Regions from separate parts of the Homo sapiens genome. Here region 2 is linked to region 1. The links are chromatin contacts, found by POLR2A ChIA-PET in ENCODE. All regions are on one chromosome and are shown on one strand. The core of a region is the stretch at or near the end of the contact, and the rest is flanking DNA. Distances in the headings are between cores, read along the strand shown.

The links. ChIA-PET counts read pairs that join two places held with the same protein, here RNA polymerase II (POLR2A).
Region 2: POLR2A ChIA-PET joins it to region 1 with 10 read pairs in activated T-cell. The contact joins the enhancer-like site here to the promoter of DCD in region 1. POLR2A ChIA-PET finds 5 or more read pairs at or near these places in 2 of 52 experiments (GM12878 and activated T-cell).

The regions. Positions count from the first base shown.
Region 1 is chr12:54,646,557-54,650,747 of GRCh38, forward strand. It overlaps DCD (dermcidin), which reads right to left and starts at 1,809. Exons shown (of 5, transcript NM_053283.4): 1 at 1,690-1,809; 2 at 565-603. The coding sequence starts at 1,747.
Region 2 is chr12:55,980,985-55,985,175 of GRCh38, forward strand. The region is part of intron 1 of RAB5B (RAB5B, member RAS oncogene family); the gene reads left to right. It also overlaps the pseudogene LOC100131294. Among named protein-coding and RNA genes, the nearest start is that of RAB5B, 9.0 kb to the left of the region's middle. Within about 2 kb of position 1,732, at least 5 of the 41 ENCODE cell types and tissues checked have a DNase peak (open chromatin) inside an H3K27ac peak, as active enhancers do; they include GM12878, where a contact is called at or near this core.

The DNA.
Region 1 (4,191 bases), core at 559-3,058:
ACAGGTAGGGGTTGAAAAGGTACCCAGGAAGAGGAACGTTGGGTAGTAGAAAGTTACTCATGCTGTCTGATGAAACAAATGTATAACGTTTGATGTGGAGAATGCAAGCAGTGGAGTCTAGGGAAATTATATTTGAAAAGTACCCTGGATCTAGATCATGGATACCCTGAATGTCAGGCTAGGAGGTGAGAGTTTCGTGATGAGAAATGGGAAACCACGTGAAAGGTTTTTGAATTGAAATTGTTGGTGAAGGTGGGGCAGATGAAAACCTCTGAACCCATCTAATGTGAAGTTCCTCCTCTTGCTCAAGAAAAGTATTCTTTTCTTTCCCATTTTTCTTACTCCACTTCTACTTCCAGACAGGGCCACCCTTTCCCCCATGCTCTGTCCTTCTCCAGTGCATGAGTCTCTCAGGAAGTCTCCCTTCTCCATGTCTCCTAAAAGTCGGCCTCCCAACTCTCCTTCCCCGGACCCCCCTTCTGCTTCTCTGACTTCCTCCACTCATATCCCAAGTCATTAACCCTCCCACCCAGGACTGGGGCAGGAGGAAGAGAAAGGACTCACGGTTCCCCGATCCTGGGGCAGAGGCGGCCTCTGGATCATCTGCAAAGGAGGGAACAGTGACCATGTCAAGTAGGGCACAGTTGCATGAGCTGTATCCAGCCAGGGCTGCCTAGAATTCCCAGGCCTCTAATCTCAGGAGTGTGGCAGTGGACAGACAGGAGAGAAATCTCTGCTTCACAAGGGGCCCACTAGAAATGCTTTTTGGTATCTCAACCAAATCCCTCTCTCTGTTATCCTCCCTAGACCTAGGCTACTCAGAACATCCCTATGGAAATGGAATCATTCTCTGACTCTCTTCTATGTCTTAGATGTCCAAGTTTCATAATGAAAGTTGAAGGGGCATGACCACGAGGGCATGACCACAGCACCTGCTCTAGTGACAGGGCAGGAGTTGTTCTGATTGTCACCTGATAGAATGACCTCAGAAGGACCTTCCCTCCATTTCTTTATTCTTCCAAAAGCATGAATGAAGCACGCATTATGCACCAGACATGGTGTTAGAGGCTAGAGATACAGCTGTGAGGAAGACAGACAGTGTAATTGCTCGGGGAAGCTGACAGTCAATGGGGGATTTGGAGGAATTAACATAATTACATAAACAATTATTTAATTACATTTGTGATAGTGCTAGGAAGGAAAAATACAGGAGGCAAGAAAATGCAAAATAGGGGCCAAAATGATTCTGGGGCTTCAGCAAGCCTGCTGTGAGGAAATACATGGACACAGAGAGCTAGCAGGGCGGACACTTGGAAATTGAGTAGGAAGGAGGTTGACGTGGGTGGGTGAAATAATGGGCAGGGGAAAAGACAAGAGGATGTGCAAAAGTCTTGGCAGTGGGAAATGGCTTGGTTCATTGAGGGGAAAAAGAATGCCAGAGTGGTTGGAGCAGAGTGGGCCAATCACAGACTGAGAGGAGAGGCAATGGAGAGCCAGGCTGGGGCCACAGGGCTCCTGGCTTCCTCTGACCATAGAGTCCCTGTGTGGAGAACCTAGTGGGAGGCAGGAGTGGGCTACAGAGACAGACTTGGGTGAACTGCCTCTGGCGAGGAGGGGAAGGGGAAATGAAGGCAGGGCCCAGTCTTCAGGGGACTATATGGTTGGGTGTCGGGGAAGAGCCATACTCACAGGCACAGACCAGGGCTCCTGCCAGAGCTGTCAGGAAGAGGAGAGTCATGAACCTCATGCTTCTGTGTGCTGGAGTGGGTATGCCACCAAATCCTTGGAGATCTTGGGATCTAGGGTGTCAAGACTGCCTCTCTGGGCCTTTTTTTAAGCATGACAGGGACCAATGGGAACCAGTCTTCCAGTGGTGTGTTCTCCTCCTCCTCTTCTCCCACCTCAGAGCCACCTGTTAAGTCAACAAAGGCTGGCTGGGGCTGGCTGGTGCCCGCCTTCCCTGCAGGTAGGTCCTGGACAGCAGCTCTGGAGTTGGCACTGTCCTGACTGGCATCCTTTTCCTGCCTCTCCCCTTCCCATCTCGCTTGTCCCTGGGCTCCCATCTCTGATTGCATCTGGGGTCCTGGGGAAGACTGTGAGAGGTTTCTGGAGAGGGCCCTGGCAGGAGGGCTGTGCCCAGAAGGCTCTCCTTCCACCTGGAAACAGAAGGGGGGCCCAAGATGTCAGATCCAGCCTCCTTAGGAGAGAGTGGGGGTGGCTGAGGCTTCCCTTGAGTGGGTTAAGCCCACCCTAGGGGGCTGCCCTCACAGCATTTGGGGATCCCACCTGACTAAGGTCCAGAGAGGCTGATGTCCTCTCTAGGGGTCTCCATGTGGTAACCAGAGCTTCCCAGCCTCAGTAGGCCCTGACCAGGGTGTCTTCAGTCCCAGCTAATGATCCTCTACCCCAGAAAATTCTCCTGGTAAGTTAACCAGAATATGAAGTCAGTTCCCAGTTTGCCCTTCATATAGGGGAGGGAGGCCAGTGGTGTGGATAATCCAGAGAAGTGGAGAATCCAAAGGTGCTTCTCTCTGCCTCAGAATCCCTTCCTGCGGACTTGTGTTTTCTTCGAAATGGCAGAAAGTCCTGGAGATGTGGGTTTATGACTCGATTTTGTTGTTTACTAGCTGTGTGGCCTTCAGAGAGGCAATTTACCTGCCCCACTTCAATTGTTTTTCTTTCTTCTTTTATTTTATGGTAATATTTAAGGTGTAACATGAAGTTTTGATATACATGTATTTAGTGAAATGGTTACTATAATCAAGCAAATGAACACATCCATGATTTTACATAATTAGCCTTTTGTGTGTGTGTCTCTCTGTATGTGTGTGTGTGTGTGTGTGTGTATGTGTAAGAGCACCCAAAATCTGCTCTTCCAGCAAAAATCCCAAATTCAATACAGTATTATTGACTCCAGCTCTTGTGTTCCACTTCAGCTGTTTTGCATTTGATGGTGAGAAATGATCATTTTAATCCTACAGGTTTCGTGTGAGGAATACATGTGTCAAAACTGGTCAGCTCCCTCCTCCATCTATTCCAGACCCAAGCTGGGGAGCTGAGGATAACTTGGAACCTTAGTTTCTGCTCCTCACAAAGCCAGTTACTTCCTTGAGATGTCTTCTCTCCACGGAGTGGAGCCTGCCCTTGCCCTGTTCCTGGGACCTTGGTGAAAATGGACTGAGATTTGTTTCCTGAGGTGCTCTGTCTGTGCCAGACACCGTGTTGGACCCAGACAGATAAAGATGAGTAGACTGTGGTCTTGCCTTGAGGGGATACACAGTAGGCAAGGATCTCAGACAGATGAAGGGACAATTGATGGTAGCAGGGGACTCTGTCCTGGTAGACAAAGCATGCTCTTCCTAGCCTATGGGATTGAAGCAAAGTTGTGCTCCACCACTTAGAGGCTGAATGATTTTGGCATGTCACATAATCTCTCTGACTCTCATCTCCACAGTGTGACCCAGGGTACTTGTGAAATTCGAACAGGAATAGCTCAGATCCACTTTCTGGGTCAACTTTCTGGGGCTCTTCCCTGTTCTCTGGATGTCTACCTCTCACCTCCATGGGAACTCAGTCCATCTGAGCTCTCACCATCTCTCCTGTTGTGTGGTTCATTGTGAGACTTTCTTGGCTTTTTTCCTTCAACATACAGACATCTTAAAAATAAGCAAAATGTTCCCTTTATACTCTCCCTATCTAGCTTCTTTCCAATCCTTCTGCAACCAAGCTTTTTGAAAACAACTCCATTTTTTTTTTGGCCTCAACATCCGTGTTTTGCTTTATGTTCTTATCACCCTGTAATGTTTGCACCACCATCCCTGGAACCGAGATACATCCTTGCCAAGGTACTCGGATACAGTCGCCACTTTTCAGCCTTTATCTTATCTGATCTCGGTGGGCTCTGACACTGTTAGAGCCACTCATCTTTTGAGGTGCTGGGGTTTTCTTTCTTTCTCTCCTTTTTTGGGCCACCCTTCAGTCCCACTTTGACTCACCTTGCCTGCCCCTTTGATATTCTCCAGTGTTCTATTCTTAGCCTTTTTCTTCTCTCCTCTTACAAACTCTCCTGTGTGACTCATTCTTGGAGTCACACTTCCTGGCTCCCACATCTTCATTCCGGCCCAGACCTCTCTCCTGAACACTAATATCCACTAATGGATGGGCAGTAATGCACTGATGAACCCTAGGGGT
Region 2 (4,191 bases), core at 482-2,981, 1.3 Mb after region 1:
AGTCCCCGATCAGCAGCAACTTGAAGAGGTGGTCGTAGGCTTTGGCCATGGCGGACACCGGGGGAGCCGGGGAAGGGATGGGGCTATTTATTTATTTTTGAGACGGAATCGCTCTGTTGTCCAGGCTGGAGTGCAGTCGTGTGATCTCGGCTCACTGCTACCTCTGCCTCCCAGGTTCAAGCAATTCTCGTGCCTCAGCCTCCTGAGTAGCTGGGATTACAGGCACGCACCACCACACCCAGCTAATTTTTGTATTTTTAGTAGAGACAGGTTTTCACCACGTTGGCCAGGCTGGTCTCAAACTCCTGACCTCAGGTGATCTGCCCATCTCGCCCTCCCAAAGTGCTAGGATTACAGGTGTAAGCCACCACGCCTAGCCCAAATTGACTAATTGTATGTGTCTCGGTTTCCTCACCTATAAAATATAGAGACTGGACTAAATGACCTCTAGACTGGCTCTGATCTGCCTGACTGACCTTAAGGCTGACAACTGGTACTGGGTTGGACTCCAGTGGCTATATATACCGAGAACTCTGTCTCTGTTGATAGGTGATAGACTTCTGGAGACTTCATATGTATTTGGTTTAGGGACTCAAAGCTAACAAGTGGAAGGGGGCTTGAGGAATGGAGTCTTACTCTAGCTGGGACTGCTAAGACACTTTTACTGTTATGCCTACTTTGCTGCACTGCTTGGGAGAGTTGCCCACATTAAAGAACATCCTCCATGGGTCTCCTGCATCTAGTGGGCTAACCCATGGTCAGGCCTCAATCCTCCCTAGTTAATGGGTCATTTTATAAGTCATTCTTGTAGAGCCGTACTTCTTTTTTTTTTTTTTTGATGGAGTCTTGCTCTGTCACCCAGGCTGGAGTGCAGTGGCAAAGTCTCGACCCACTGCAGCCTCTGCCTCCCAGGTTCAAGCAATTCTCCTGCTTCAGCCTCCCAAGTAGCTGAGATTACAGGTGTCAGCCACCACACCTGGCTAATTTTTGTGTTTTTAATAGAGACGGGGTTTCACCATGTTCGCCAGACTGGTGTTGAATTCCTGACCTTAGGTGATCCGCCCACCTCAGCCTCCCAAAGTGCTGGGATTTCAGGCATGAGTCACTGCACCCGGCAGAGCTGCACTTCTAAGGGAAGTTAAATCTGATTTCTTCTCTTCTGAGCTAAAAAGGTTGAAAGGAAGAGAAACCTGCCCCATCTCCCTTTTTTTTGTCTCGGGTTTGAAGGTAATAATCATCATACCACTTGACTGGTTTACCAAAAAAAAAAAAAAAAATTAGTATTTTTGTGGGAAAAAATGAGAATAGAAAATAAATAATTGAATCTTATATGTATTATTTCATTTCTGTACCACAGAATTTTTGAGAGTCTAGCTATTATATTTTTTAAATGATACCCTTATAAACATGATAAGATTAAAGATCAAAGCTTAGAGGTGGCTCAACAATTGCTGTGAACAGGGAGGAAGGCAGGACATATTCTTTCTTTTTCAGAGGTGGGATCTCACTATGTTGCCCAGGCTGGTCTCAAACTCCTGGGCTCAAGTGATCCTCCTGCCTTGGCCTCCCAAAATGCTGGTATTACAGGCGTGAACCATGATGTGCAGCCAGAACATACTCTTAAGGCTACATATTAGGGTACGAGGTAGTCTTTTCTAAGTCAGTAGTTACTGATCTCTGAGAATCCAAGGTTGCTTAGTAGCAAGAAAGCTTGCTGACCACATCTGGGCTCTGGCTTGACTTCCCATCTCTGAGAGTTAGTGACAGAGACTTTGCAACTCAAGCGTGTCTGCAATTGTTTCCTGTCTTTACACTCCCCCAGAGCTCAAGTGATATGTTTAGCCATGAGAATTCAGTCCATTCTAACTCCCACATTTTCCTTTATTGTAGAGTAGTAACATTGAGGCTTAATATTCTACCCCTTGGATCACATGCTTTGAAATACATAAAAATGTAAGGGAGTAAGTTGAAAAAACCAGTAACTTTTTCTATTGTTTCTTGAGAGTATAGCATATATATGTCACCTGAAGGAAACTTGATCAGCTTATCATCTGTCCTTTTTTTTTTATTATGGTGTCACCTGTCTTCTCTTTTATTTATTTTTTATTTTGAGAGACGGAGTCTTGCTCTGTTGCCCAGGCTGGAGTACAGTGGCATAATCTCAGCTCACTGCAACCTCCGCCCTCTGGGTTCAAGCGATTCTCCTGCCTCAGCTTCCCAAGTAGCTGGGACTACAGGCATGTGGCGCTACACCCAGCTAATTTTTGTATTTTTTAGTAGAGACGGGGTTTCACTATATGTTGGCCAGGCTGGTCTCAAACTCCTGACCTCTCAAACACCAGAGTGAGACTCTCTCTAAAAATGGAAAATAAATTTTAAAATGTTATAATTAAAGATACTCATTTAAATTGAATAAATTTAGCTTTATGAAAAATTTGCTGTATCATCTTTATTTTGATCCTTTCGTCATAGGCCATTGAAAACTTAATCATAAAATGGTACATGTATATCTGAATTTTTAAGACTGACTGACCAAGGGGACTACAGAATACCCAGTAGAATCAAAGTAATTGTCATGTTCCTCTGTATTAATCTAGTCTACTTTGGGACCTTGAGTTCTCACCTCTCATTCTTTTGCTAACTTCCTCTTTACCCTTTAGTTATGTCTCCTTTTTTTTTTTTTTTTTTTTCCAGAGATAGCGTCTTGTTCTGTCGCCCAGGCTGGAGTGCAGTGGTGTAATCAGCTCACTACAACCTTCAACTCCTGGGCTCCAGTGATTCTCCCACCACAGCCTCTGGAGTAGCTGGGATTACAGGCACATACCACCATGCCCAGCTAATTTTTTTAAATGTTTTCTAGAGACTCAGTCTCGCTATGTTGCCTAGGCTGGTCTCAAACTCCTCACCTCAAGCAAGGCTTCCCCTTTTATCTCCCAAACCCCTGGGATTACAGGCATGGGCCGCTCTGCCAGGCCTGTTTTTTCTCTTTTTCTTTCTCTGTACCACTTTCATATTGTGGCTTCTTCCCTGCCCCCGATCTCCCCCCTACCCACCCCAGGTGGAGTCTTGCTCTGTTACCCAGGCTGGAGTGTGGTGGCACGATCTCGGCTCACTGCAACCTCCGCCTCCCGGGTTTAAGCAGTTCTGCCTCAGCCTCCCGAGTAGGATTACAAATGCCGGCCACCAACCACACCCGGCTAATTTTTTTTTTTTTTTTTTAGACTGAGTCTCGCTGTTGCTCTGTCGCCAGGCTGGAGTACAGTGGTGCAATCTCAGCTCACTGCAACCTCCACCTCACAAGTTCAAGCAGTTCACCTGCCTCAACCTCCCAAGTAGCTGGGACTACAGGCACGCGCCACCACGCCCAGCTAATTTTTGTATTTTTAGTAGAGACGGGGTTTCACCATGTTTGCCAGGCTTGTCTCAAACTCCTGACCTCCTGATCTGCCTGCCTTTGCCTCCCAAAGTGCTGGGATTACAGGCGTGAGCCACTGTGCCCGCCTTTTATTTTTTGAGACGGAGTCTCGCTCTGTCACCCAGGCTGGAGCACAGTGGCGCATCAGCTCAGTGCACCCTCTACCTTCTGGGTTTAAGCGATTCTCCTGCCTCAGCCTCTGGAGTAGCTGGGATTACAGGTATGCACCACCACACCCAGCTAATTTTTTTTGTATTTTTAGTGGAGACGGGGTTTCACCATGTTGGCCAGGCAGGGCTCGAACTTCTGACCTCAGGTGATCCACCTCAGCCTCCCAAAGTGCTGGGATTATAGGTATGAGCTACTGCACCCAGGCTGTGGCTGCTTTTTAGGAATATATTGATAACAACTAATATTGAGATATATTTTAATAGCTATTAGCACTATGCTAAACACATCTTTCACTTATTATTTGTAGCTATGAGGATGGTATTTTTTCCATTTTACAAAGGTAGAAGGTAAGGCTTAGAGAGGTAGAGAAATTCTCTTTATATCATATTAGTAATGATTAGTAGCTTAATATTTATTTAGCACTTAGTATCTATCAAATACTTAAAATACTTTAGTTATTTATATGCATTATCTCATTTAATCCTTACAACACCCTTATGAAGTAGGTGCTTATAAGGCTATTATCTCATTTTACAGATGAGGAAATGAATGCACACATATATTTAGTGACTTGCTCAAGGTTCATAGCTAGTAAGTAGAGCTGA